2 separate regions of the Homo sapiens genome follow, and region 1 is linked to region 2. Evidence: chromatin contacts called from ENCODE Hi-C or POLR2A ChIA-PET data. All regions are on one chromosome and are shown on one strand. Each heading gives the region's core, a stretch centred on a gene start or an enhancer-like site at or near the end of the contact. The rest is flanking DNA. Distances are from core to core; before and after follow the strand shown. Region 1 overlaps TBC1D9 (TBC1 domain family member 9). Region 2 overlaps MGARP (mitochondria localized glutamic acid rich protein).

What was found. A loop is a pair of places that touch in the nucleus more often than their neighbours do. ChIA-PET counts read pairs that join two places held with the same protein, here RNA polymerase II (POLR2A). Pooled maps may share reads with other maps.
Region 1: a loop to region 2 is called in a map with no recorded cell type, with 9 times the contacts of the local background. The contact joins two enhancer-like sites. A Hi-C loop is called at or near these places in 1 of 37 single-sample maps with no recorded cell type and 1 of 50 pooled maps. POLR2A ChIA-PET finds 5 or more read pairs at or near these places in 1 of 52 experiments (CD8-positive, alpha-beta memory T cell).

Annotation. Positions count from the first base shown.
Region 1 is chr4:140,741,926-140,748,718 of GRCh38, reverse strand. All of the region lies in intron 1 of TBC1D9 (TBC1 domain family member 9), which reads left to right. LOC124900786 (a long non-coding RNA gene) reads right to left here. Exons shown (of 3, transcript XR_007058282.1): 3 at 3,280-3,348. Among named protein-coding and RNA genes, the nearest start is that of TBC1D9, 11 kb to the left of the region's middle. Within about 2 kb of position 5,283, at least 7 of the 41 ENCODE cell types and tissues checked have a DNase peak (open chromatin) inside an H3K27ac peak, as active enhancers do.
Region 2 is chr4:139,262,604-139,268,767 of GRCh38, reverse strand. MGARP (mitochondria localized glutamic acid rich protein) reads left to right here. Exons shown (of 4, transcript NM_032623.4): 3 at 3-96; 4 at 1,727-2,603. The coding sequence ends at 2,169. Among named protein-coding and RNA genes, the nearest start is that of MGARP, 15 kb to the left of the region's middle. RefSeq lists a silencer at 1,514-1,613 and enhancers at 1,754-2,083, 1,422-2,621. Within about 2 kb of position 2,072, at least 24 of the 41 ENCODE cell types and tissues checked have a DNase peak (open chromatin) inside an H3K27ac peak, as active enhancers do.

The DNA.
Region 1 (6,793 bases), core at 4,034-6,533, 1.5 Mb before region 2:
CTTGAAGGATATTTTTGTTTTGAATGGTTGGCACTTAATATGTTTTAAGCATGGTTGAGACATCGTTTCTTCTGAGGTAAACTGTCACTCTGAATTGTTGTTCTTTTGTGAGTAATATGTCTTTTTTCTCTAACTGCTTTTAAGGTTTTCTCTTTGACTTTGGTCTTCTGCAGTTTTAATATGATCTAGATAATTTGTGATGTTTAAAAATCCTGCTTAGGGGTAGTAGGTGTTCTTTAATATGTCTTTCGTTGGTTTTGTAAAATTCTCATCCACTGTCTCCAAATATGGCCTTTCCTTCATCCCCTCATCTCTCTTTCTGGCACTCCAATTACATGTATGTTAGACATCTCATTGTATCTTCTATGTCTGTTACCTTTTAAGTTTTACTTCATTTTGGCTACTTTTTTCTGATCTCTGTTCCAAGTTAATAACTATCTCCTTAACTATATTTAATCTGTTCAGCCCAACCACTTTTAATTATTTTTTTAAATTAAATATTCCTGTTTGGTTCATTGTCTAATTTTCAGTTGTTACAATTCTCAATCTTATTTTTTGTCTCTTTTGAGCAAGTATGGTTCTTGTAAGGCCTCAATTAACTTAAATATCTCGAGCTCTTTTAAGCCTGTTCTGCTGTCTGTTTTTTCTCCTAATTTTCATTCATGCTCTGATGTCATTTTTTATGTCTGGCTACTTTTGATTATGAACTGGACCTTGTACTTCTAGTTTGTGAAACTAATCTGAAGGAGAAGATAATGTTATTTTCTATGAGAAAAATTTTTTCTGCCAGTTGCAAACTAAAATCACTAATTTTTGGTACTGATATATTTTCTAGCTGAGCTCTAACTTGAGTGGATTTGCCTACTTAGGATTTACAGTTATATTAGGTCATAGCCCTCCATCGTCCCAACCCAAAGAGGAAAGGGTGGCATCATTAGCTGCCCTACCTCTTTGGTGGTACTAACTCCTATCCTGGTCCCCCCAGTCCAGGATTCTGTTAAAAGCACATCCAGACTCTCAGCTTACTCAGCAGCCCCTTATGGAAGGGGCACATGCCTCCCAAAATAATTGTTACTCTAAAATATAGAGCTCTCCCCCTTGGAGCCTGTCTTTTTTTCAGGTATGGTAACTTGTTGCTTTTTATTTTTTGATATTTTGAAATATATTTTGTCCAGTTTGTATAGTTGTCCTGATTAGTTGATATTGGTATAGATTATCTTATCTGACATTATAAGGTAGATGCTATTATTATCCTCAGTATGTAGAAAAGGAAACTAAGGCCTTAAAGAGATTGAGTGATTTACCCTAGGTCCCACACCTAATAAGTGTGAGCCTATTTGATTTTGTATTTATTATTCTTTTTTTTTTTGACAGAGTCTCTCTCTGTCATCCAGGCGGGAGTGCAGTGGCACACTCTTGGCTCACTGCAATCTCCACCTCCTGAGTTCAAGCGATTCTCCTACCTCAGCCTCCCAAGTAGCTAGGACTACAGGTGCATGCCACCATGCCTGGCTAATTTTTTTGTATTTTTTTAGTAGAGGAGGGCTTTCACCACGTTGGCCAGGCCAGTCTCAAACTTCTGACCTCAGATGATCTGCCCATTTAGGCCTCCCAAAGTGCTGGGATTACAGGCATGAGCCACCATATCCAGCCTATTTAGTATTCTTCTTTATATGCATTTATTTATTTATTTATTTATTTTTTATTTTTATTTAATAGAGATGGGGTCTCACTATATTGCCCAGGCTGGTCTCAAAATCCTGAGCTTAGGCAGTCCTCCTGCCTCTGCCTCCCAAAGTGCTAGGATTATAGGCATGAGCCACTGCGCCCGTCCTATTTAGTATTCTTTACAAGACTGATATGCTTTGGCTGTGTCCCCACTCAAATCTCATCTTGAGTTGTAGCTCCCATGATTTTCACTTGAGTGGGAGGGACCCAGTGGAAATAATTGAATCATGGGGGCGGTTTCCCCCATACCGTTTCATGGTAGTGAATAAGTCTCACGAGATCTGATGGCTTTATATGGGGAAACCCCTTTCGCTTGGCTCTTATTTCTCTCTTTGCTGGATGCCATATGAGACGTCCCTTTGCTCTTCCTTCATCTTCCACCATGATTATGAGGCCTCCCCAGCCATGTGGAACTGTGAGTCAATTAAACCACAGTCTTTTGTAAATTGCCCCCTCTCAGATATGTCTTTATCAGTAGCATGAAAATGGACTAATAGATTAATTATAATGGTGTATATTAATCTTATTTTCCTCTTATAACCACCCCCCATTTGAAAATCTAATAAAAGCTATGGACTCTACCTTGAGAAAAATGAAAGCACTCCAAAAAATTGCATGCAATTTTAGGAGTTTAATGGATCTCAGGTGAATTAGAACGTAGGGGCTTCAAGTTAAAATATCTCAAGAGATGGAGACAGTTTCTCGTTATACAAAATCAAATGTGTGATTCCTTCAGTAAGCTGTTCTCTCAGAAATGTGTTTGTGTATCAACTATGTTTAGGGCGCTGAACTTTACAAAGATTTAAAAGAAAAAGCCAGTTTTTGTTGGGTCACATTATTAACCTTGAGATGAAACATGGGTGAACAAATTCGGGAGATTTGAGAACATAGGCATGGAGATGGTAAGAGTGCAGACTAATTAAGTCCATATCAAATTGTTCCATCTGAGTTAGAGCATTGGACTGTCCAGGAATTTGACATAGTGCATTCAGTGGAGACCTCCACAACTAGGGAGACTTTCCATTTTATAATCAAACAACCAAATAATTCCCAGAAATGTATGAGAAATAACAAAGTGATATTCATGAAGCCCTGACTGGTTAGGAGGTGTATGTTTTTAGGATAAATGCTTTCATCTTGCCAGCTTGTAAGTACTGTATTAGTAAAGTTGCAACTAGTAGTGCTTGTGTATTTATTTATAAATACACAGGGGGTTAGGGATGCCAATCCCCCATGCAGTCAAAAATCTGTATAATTTTTGACTCCCCCAAAACTTAACTCCTAATAACCTACTGTTGACCAGAAGCCTTACTGATAACATTAACAGTTGATTACACATATTTTTTGTTATATGTATTATATACTGCAGTCTTATTATAAAGCAAGCTAGAAAAGCAAGTGTTATTAAGAAAATCCTAAGGAAAAGAAAGTATATTTACTGTTCATTAAATGGAAGTGGTTCATCATAAAGGTTTTTGTCCTCATCGTCTTCACAAAGTTGAGTAGGCTGAGGAAGAGGAGTTGGAGGGATTGGTATTGCTGTCTCAGGTGACAGAGGCTGAAGAAAATCCCTGTGTGAGTAGATCCAGGCAGTTCAAACCCATGTTGTTTAAAGGTCAACTGTAATACAAAAGCAGTTAAAATTTATGTTAGCTCCTAATGGAACTTAATGTTATAATTGGTGTCAATGAAAAGAATCAAACTCTGTAAAATATTTAAAGAAGTCTATTCTGAGCCTAATATGAGTGACTGTGGTCCAAGGCACATTCTCAAGAGGTCCTGAGAACATGTCCAAGGTGTCCAAGGTGGCTGGGTTATAGTTTGGATTTATACTTTTTAGGGGGATGGACATAAGACATCAGTATATGTAAGGTGTAATTGGTTTTGTCTGGGCAGACAGGACTACTCAAAGAGGTGGGGCTTCCAGGTAACAGGTGGATTGAAAGATTTTCTGATGGGCAATTGGTTTAAAGAGTTATTATCTATAGATCTGGAATCAATAGAAAAGAGTGACTGGGTTAAGATAGGAGTTGTGAATAGAAAGGAGTGACTGGGTAAAGGTAAGGGGTTGTGAAGACTGAGATTCTTTTTTTTTTTTTTTTTTTTTTTTTAAACACTCTTGCTCTGTCACCCAGGCTGGAGTGCAGTGGCAAGATTTCGGCTTACTGCAATCTCTATCTCCCAGGTTCAAGCGATTCTCCTGTCTCAGCCTTTGAAGTAGCTGGGACTACAGGTGTGTGCCACCACACCCAGCTAATTTTGTATTTTTAGTAGGGACGGGGTTTCACTATGTTAGTCAAGCTGGTCTCAAACTCCTGACCTCAGGTGATCCACCCACCTTGGTCTCCTAAATTGCTGGGATTACAGGTGTGAGCCACAGCCAGGGCCCCAAGGCTCTTACGTAGATGAGGTCTCACAGGTGGATGCCCTTAGTGGGAATAGATGGCAAGTGTTTTCTACTCAGACCTTTAAAAGGTGCTAGACACCTAGCTAATCTCTTTAGGATCAGAAAAGTGACCTGATCTCTGTTTTAATGTTAATGCTGGTCAGTTGTGCCTGAATTTGAAAGGGAGAAGGGTATAATGAAGCATGTCTGAAAACCCACCTTCCCATCATGGCCTGAACTAGTTTTTTGGTTTCTTTGAAGTTCCCTTGGCTGAGAGAAAGGGTCCATTCAGTCAGTTGGGGGGTCAGAATTTTATTTTTGGTTTATATTGGTGACTTCTATGTGTTGGGGTGGGCAGTAGTCTATAGCTGTGTGTGGAGTTGGCTCATAATACATATTATTAATAGGAAAATGCTGCTGACAGGAAACATGACCAGACAAAAGCAGATTTTGCTTGCTTGTCCCATGAATCCCCCCCACCTCCATCCCATTATTATTATCAACTTTAAGATAATTTTGTTCACAGAATTCCATTGTCCATACCAATTTCTCTTGAGACTGATTTATTCTACAAAGAAACCGTGGGAATGAATGCTTATAATTTGTGCAGGATTTGACATGACATTTAACAACTTCTGGGTGTTTGTAAACTGGCCACAAAAACTAGGCAAGAAAAAATTTACTCCAAGCGTCCTAGAAATTTGAGGAATTTGAAAGGTTGAGGCAGACCTGCTGCTCTAGGGACACTGCATATCCTTTCTGCTTTGCCTTCCTCATGCACAGAGAGGACCCACTTTATGAAGAGTCAGATTGTGAATTGTGATATGGTTCCCAGGCCTGACCACAAAAGCCTGTTTTGTAGTTATGTACAGAACAGGATTTGTAATTATGTGGACCTAGGCAGCTTACAATGCCAACAGCTGTGGTAGGTACCACCTTGAGTTCTGAGTCTTGGAGGTGGAAGCCCATGCCTGCTTCATGGCACAGCAGTGTGCAGGGAATGCCACAGACAAAAGCCCTGAGGGTGGCTCTTTGCACAGCGTCTTTGTGTTCTCTGCCTCCCTCACTGACTTCTACTCTTTAGTCCTTCACTTAGTAAGCAGACAGCTGGATTCAAATCACAGCTCCACCTGTTGGACATGTGATTTGCAAAGTTTCTCTTCCTCTCTGAGCTTAATTCCCTTATTTAAAATGTGGCTTAATAACGTTTTAGCACCCGTTATGAAGAATCTGAGATAAGTCATGTAAAATACAGGAAACATAAAGAACCATTCATAGATGATTGTCCCATCATTGTCCTCCCTTGGTGATGATCTCATGTAGGTATTAGGAGGCAACTGGCTCTAATTCACAGCAATGTGTGAGTAATGGAAGAGTTCTGCAGTTTACAGAGACATTACATTTTCTGAAGGATGCTGTTAAAGCAAATGGATATCTGTCTGATATTTAGGCAGTTTGACAACATTAAGTCAAATACTCAGGCTTTTTGGAGAAGATAATTTTTGATCAGCAACCTTAAATTGTTTCTACGTAACTCCTTCCATCTGTCCTTCCCTCCTTCCTTTCCTCCTTCCTCCCTCCCTCCATCCCTTCCTTTCTCTCTCCTTCCTTCCCTTCCTTTTCCTCCCTTCCTGATACTGTATGTACATTTTGAAAGCTCTACCAGTAAAAGGTAGTTTCTTTCTTTCTCTTTCTCCTCCTCCTCCTCCTCCTCCTGCTCCTCCTCTCTCCCCTGCCCCTGCACCTTCTTTCTTCTCTCTTTTCTCTTCTGTTTCCTTCTTGCACAAATAGTCCTCTCTGAGAATGGCAAACTGGAATCACCAGGGAGAGGACTGGAGTGGGAAAGACAGGAGGAGGGGTCACCTTTTCTCTTTGGGGGTTTGTGGGGAGTGTGTGTATGTATAGTTACTAGAAATTTGTAATTTGAAAACATCCTCTACTAGTGAAACTAGAGAACTGTGAAGAAGTCAATAACCCACCTTCTGCTTTTCTTTGTTTTCTTTTCTTGTCAGATGTGCATTCTAAAAAGCCCAGTGGATGAGTCAGTCTTTTTTTTTTTTTTTTTTTTTTTTTGAGACAGAGTCTCACTCTGTTGCCCAGGCTGGAATGCAGTGGTGCAATCTCGGCTCACTGCAACCTCCACCTCCCAGGTTCAAGCAATTAGCCTGCCTCAGCCTCCTGAGTAACTGGGACTACAGATGCCCGCCACCATGCCCAGCTAATTTTTGTATTTTTAGTAGAGACGGGGTTTCACCATATTGGCCAGGCTGGTCTCAAACTCCTGACCTCATAATCCACCTGCCTCAGCCTCCCAAAGTGCTGGGATTACAGGTGTGAGCCACTGTGCCCGGCGAGTCATTTTTTAAGGTGTTCTGCAATTGCCACTGGCTTCTAGTTGATTTCAAATGGCATGTCACAGTTTTGCTGTTAGCTTTGTTGATGAAAAAATCCAAACTCTGTAAAATATTTAAGGAGATTTATTGAGCCAAATGTAAGGACCATGACCCATGACACAGCCTCTGGAGGACCTGAGAACATGTGCCCGGGGTCATTGAGTTATAGCTTGATTTTGTACATTTTAGGGGCACAAGTTACAGGCAGACGTGAACCAACCCATGTAAGGTGTACATTGGTTTGGTCTGGAAAGGTAGGACAACTCAAAAGGGAGGGGGCTTCCAG
Region 2 (6,164 bases), core at 823-3,322:
AGGCTTACAAGACAGTCACATCAGACCAAGCCAAACACACAGAACATAAAACAAATTTGAAAGAAAAAACAAAAGCAGAGATACATCCATTTCAAGGTAAATGAATTTCTTAATTTTTTATTTTTATTTATTTTTTGAGGCACTAATTTCCATCCACTTAGTCTAGCAATGAACACTATTTGCTTTTGGCTTCTTTCCTAGCTTAATCCAGAATGACTCTAGGTATAAGTTCATTTAGAAAGGAAAAGTTCAACTGAAACCTGAAGAACACTGTTACACCTTTTGGATGAATGCATTTGACAAATGAATGTTTTACATTTATATTGCTGACCAGTGACTTTTGACTCCTTTGTGTGGTAATATTATTTTCCCCTGCTCAGGCATCCACCCATGCAGGCATGAGCTTTCATTTTTCTCATTATCTAAAAATAATAATATAACAAATTATCTTTCAGTTTTGGCTAAGACCACCTGTGTGCCTTTGTGCAAACAAGGTACATTTGACATAATAGAATCAGTTGTGTATAATGAGTCCTTCAGTTGATAAAATGGTGACCATGGGAACAGAAACTTTATATTTTCACTCTTTCCTTCCTTCCTACACTTCTTTTTCCCACCCTCCCTTCCTTCCCCCTTCCTTTCCCCCTTCCCTCCACGGGCTCTCCCTCTGTCAACCAGGCTGGAGTGCAGTGGTGCAATCATAGCCTACTGCAGCCTTGAACTCCTGGGCTCCAGCAATCTTCCCATCACAGCCTCTCAAGCAACTAGGACTACAAGCATGCACCGCTACACCCAGCAAATTTATTTTTTATGTTTTGCAGAGACAGGGTCTCACTATGTTGCCCAGGCTGGTCTTGATCTCCTGGCCTCATGTGATCCCTCCTGCCTCAGCCTCCCAAAGTGCTGGGATTACAGGCATATGCCACTATGCCTAGCCACTTCTTGCTTTAAACCATACTTTTTTCCAAGCTATTATTATCAATTACTATGATCACTATTTAGGGATAGAGATATTAGGGGCTTATGAATCAGTTTTAACCTGTCATGACAATAATAAGAAACAGAATATCATCAATACATATTATTGAATATAATCATGCGGTTGTTTATAATACTAATAAGCATTTGCATAGAACTTTTTATTTTAATCCCCTTTTCATATACAGTATTTTAATTAATCTTTACAATAACCCTGTGCAGTAGATATTATCAATACCCTATTTTACAGATGACAAAAATGAGATTGAGAGAGGATTAGTGATTTCTGAGTCACCAGCTAGGAACTTGGCTACTCTTCCATGCTGTCTCATATGAAAGGTGAATAGGATAGCTACTTATTTTTGTATTCTTCATATTTGCCTAAGTAATATATTCAAGTGTGTTTTTTTTTAAGTTCAAAGAGTTTACAGAAAAGCAGATCCCCCATTTTCCCTCCAAGAGGCAACCAATAGAACCAGTTTCTTGGAATCCTCCTGGAGAGTTTTTGCAAATACAATTATCTAGGCATACAACTTACCCCCCTCCTGCTCCAACCTCATTTTGCCCTAACAATAGTAGCAGACTGTATACATTGTTCTTTTTTTGCTGTTTCACTTGAGAGTCTACCTTGAAGACTGTTACACATCAGTGCATGTAGTTCTGTCTTAGGTGTTTAAACGACCGCAGTGTTTCATTGCCTTCCCACGATCTTTAAATTAATACCTTGCTTAATGACTAATTCTTAAAGGTGAAAAGGAGAATGTTGCGGAAACTGAGAAAGCAAGTTCAGAAGCCCCAGAAGAACTTATAGTGGAAGCTGAGGTGGTAGATGCTGAAGAAAGTCCCAGTGCTACAGTTGTGGTCATAAAAGAGGCATCTGCCTGTCCAGGTCACGTGGAGGCTGCTCCGGAGACCACAGCAGTCAGTGCTGAAACCGGGCCAGAGGTCACAGATGCAGCGGCGAGGGAAACCACGGAAGTAAACCCTGAAACAACCCCAGAGGTTACAAATGCTGCCCTGGATGAAGCTGTCACCATCGATAATGATAAAGATACAACAAAGAACGAAACCTCTGATGAATATGCTGAACTAGAAGAAGAAAATTCTCCAGCTGAGTCAGAGTCCTCTGCTGGAGATGATTTACAGGAGGAAGCCAGTGTTGGCTCTGAGGCTGCTTCGGCTCAAGGCTAATCTCCAGCCGGTAGACATTTCAGCAACAAATGCCATAGGGTGTCTGATAAGTGCTTTTGTGTTTTTAGTACACTTAGTTTAAAAAAAAAAAGACTTATTTTCTAGAAAACGTTAATGGGTCTTGAAGATTTTTGGCATCCACTGATAGATTTTAGGACTGAGAGACTTGAGATTGTACATTTCTTACTACTCTTCTACTGTCTGAGATCAGAATATGACATTGCAGTAAAGAGCTTAAATAGTTTCATCTTTGGTTTTTTTTTCTAGACACTTTTCTTTTATCCCAGTCATCTCTGAATTTACATTTTATATTAAAGAAATTGAGCTATCCATACAACCTGTATTTACTTTAATTTCACTATGCTTTCAGCTTACTTTATTGTATGATATGTAGGTCTAAAATATAGTTTGAGTCAAATAAAATTAGAAAAGCTTTGGTGCTTCTACTTTTTTCACTAATATTTGCATGTACAAATAATACATATTAACATACAGGTACATAACATCACATGAGAAATGTAGGCTTTCGTAATATTATTGAAGAAAGAGCATATAATCTATGGAGAACCCTGCATGTAACAATATGTATGCCCTCTCCCATCTATAGTACTTACACAGGGGACTATGTAGATATTTTCTGTTTCAGTTCAGTTCAAACAATATTTATTGAAGATTAGCACTTTGTGCCAGGAATCTTTCATTCATTCACGTGTTCAACAAATATTAGCTGAGCACTTACAACATAATAGGTATTGTTTTAAGTGCTCCCGGTTTATATTCTAGAGTGGAACCAGGTAAGAAGACAAATGAGAAAATGATATAGTGTGTTAGGTACTGATAAGTGCTAAGGATAAAAGTAACGAAAATAAAAGGATTGTAAGTGTTAGTCTGAGGTGGAAGTTGTAATTTTAGATAGGATGGCCAAAAGAGGCCTTACTAGGAAGGTGTCTTTTGCGTAGAAACCTGAAAGATATATAAGGGACCATCTAATGGTAGGAGTTAGGGGAATCAGCCAGGTAAGGGAACAGAAAAGGGCAAAGGATCTAAAACAGGATCCTGCTGGGAATTTGAGGAATTGCGAGGTGGCCAGTGTGGCTAAAGTGGAGTGAAAAAGAGGGAGAGTAGCCAGAGATGGTCTCAGAGAGAAAGGGAGTGGGTAGGCAGGGTGGGCTAGATCATGCAGGGTCATGTAAGGTTTTGGCTATGGAGTAAGTTGGGAAATTGTAGTGGACACTGCCGATGCTCTGCCTAGATCCCCTTAATTGGACCCCTTAACTGGGTACATTTATCCCCAGCTGCTATGAGTGTTACACCCCACACCCCACCCTCACCATAGGCAGTTCACAACCAATGACTGACTGCCATAGTATTACAAAAGATGGCACCAACTCTGCAGTACAATTGAATAGTTCATGCTCCAGCCCACCCCAAGGAGCAGATTGAAGCTGGTCTCCAGCCGAGATGACTTCCCTGCTTAGCTCTTCCCCCTGCCCTTTTCTGCTTTCCTCCCTCCATTCTCCGGGGAATACTCTTCTCATAAAAGACTGGCCAAAGAATCCCTGTTTCTAAGGAATATCACTTTAGATCATTGGTACTGCATGTGATCCTACGAAGCAGGCTCTAAGAATAGGATTCTGGAGTTGTTATCATTCTTCAGCTAGAGGGCAATGAGACCTTGCCCACACATACAAATGCATTTTCCTCCATTTTCTACTAAAAATAACAGAAACATACTCAAAAGGGATTAAATGACAAAGATCATTATTACATAACTAGATAGATTGTTATTATATAACTAGATATCCAGGGTTGGCTTATTTCGTGGCTCAGTCATCAAGACCTTGGTTGTATCTGTTGTCCTGCTCTACCAAGAATGTTTTGGGCAAGGCACAGTGGCTCACACCTGTATTCCCGGCACTTTGAGAGGCCAAGGCAGGAGGATCACTTGAACCCAAGAGTTTGAGACCAGCCTGGGCAGCCTGGTCTCTACAAAAAAATTAAAAAATTAGCCAAGTGTGGTGACAACTGCCTGTGGTCCCAGCTACATGGGAAGCTGAGGCAGGAGGATCACTTGAGCCCAGGAAGTCGAGGCTGCAGTGAGTCATGTTCATGCCACTGCACTCCAGCCTAGGCGACAGAGCAAGACCCTGTGTCAATAAAAATAGAATGTTTTGGCTTTATCCTTCTCATAATCATAGGATGAATCGCCACAATTCTAGGTATTTTACAGAGTCTACTAGGAGTGTTTCAAAAAAAAAAAAAAAAAAACACAGGCCAGGCAAGGTGGCTCACGCCTGTAATCCCAGCATTTTGGGAGGCAAAGGTGGGCGGATCACCTAAGATCAGGAGATCGAGACCATCCTGGCCAACATGGTGAAACCCCGTCTCTAGTAAAATACAAAAAATTAACCAGGCGTGGTGGTGCGCACCTGTAGTCCCAGCTACCCAGGAGGCTGAGGCAGGGGAATCGCTTGAACCCAGGAGGCAGAGATTGAAGTGAGCCGAGATTGTGCCACTGCACTCCAGCCTGGCGACAGAGCGAGACTCCGTCTCAAAAAATAAAAATAAAAAAAAAATAAAAAAAGAGTTTCCTCATCTTAAAAAAACTTCATACTTTTTTATTCTAATGTTTTATTGTATAAAATTTCAAACACAAGTAGTGAGAATAGTATAATGAATCCTCATGTGCACTACACCCAGATTTACCAATTATCAACTCGTGGCAAATCTTGTATTCATATTCCTATCCATTACCTTTGACCACCACGACTGAGGGCCCACCTACAGCTAACACTAATTTGAGACATGTGAGTAAGGTTATAAAGTCAAATCTATGATACTGGATATATGTCTGTAAAATAATAATAATTGTTTACTATTGTTAATTATCTAGTCAATGATCAAATTTTCCTCAACTGCTTCATAAAGGATTTCCCTCTCCCTTCAGTTTGTTTCTTAAGTCAGAATCCAATTAAAGTCCACAAATAGGTGGCCGGGCATTGTGGCTCACGCCTGTAATCTCAATACTTTAGGAAGCCGAGGCAGGCAGATCACCTGAGGTCAGGAGTTCAAGACCAGCCTGGCCAACATGGAGAAACCCCATCTCTACAAAAATACAAAAATTAGCCAGACGTGATGGCGGGTGCCTGTAATCCCAGCTACTTGGGAGGCTGAGGCCGGAGAATTGCTTGAACCTGGGAGGCGGAAGTTGCAGTGAGCCGAAATCACGCCATTGCACTCCAGCCTGGGCAACAGAGTGAGACTCCATCTCAAAAAAAAAAAAAAGTCCACAAATGGTAAATACATCTTTAAGTCTCTTTTTCTACAGGTTGCTCCTCCATCTCTCTTCTACTTTTCTTTGCAATTTATGGTTTCAATAAAGTGACTAATTTGATCTGTAGAATTTTTCACTCTGGACTTCGCTTATTGCAACCACATGTGTTTGTCTTCTTTTAACATGTTCCTCTCCCCCATACTGCCTATAAATTGGTATTTAGATTTAGAGATTTGATCAAAATCCTATTTATTTATTTATTTTAGGGACAAGATCTTGTTCTGTTGCCCAGGCCAGAGTGCAGTGGCACTATCATAGCTCGCTGCAGCCTCCAACTCCTGGGCTCAAGCAATCCTCCAACCTCAGCCTCCCAAGTGGCTGGGACTACAAGCACATGCTAATTTTTAAAATTTTTTTATAGAGACAAGGTCTCTCTATGTTGCCCAGGCTGGTCTTGAATTCCTGGTCTCAAGTGATCCTCCCACCTCAGCCTCTCAAAGTGCTGGGATTACAGGGGTGAGCCACTGTGCCTGGCTTTGGCAGGAATTATTTGTAGTTCATGTTCATACATCCATCAGCAGGTGCATAATATTTGGTGCTTTTCTCTTCATTATGTTAGAAGCCATTGATTCATTATTTTATTAGGAGTTGTTAAATAGTGATACCCTTTCTCTATATTCTTTCCATCTGTTCCTTCCACTTTCCAATACAGAATCATTTT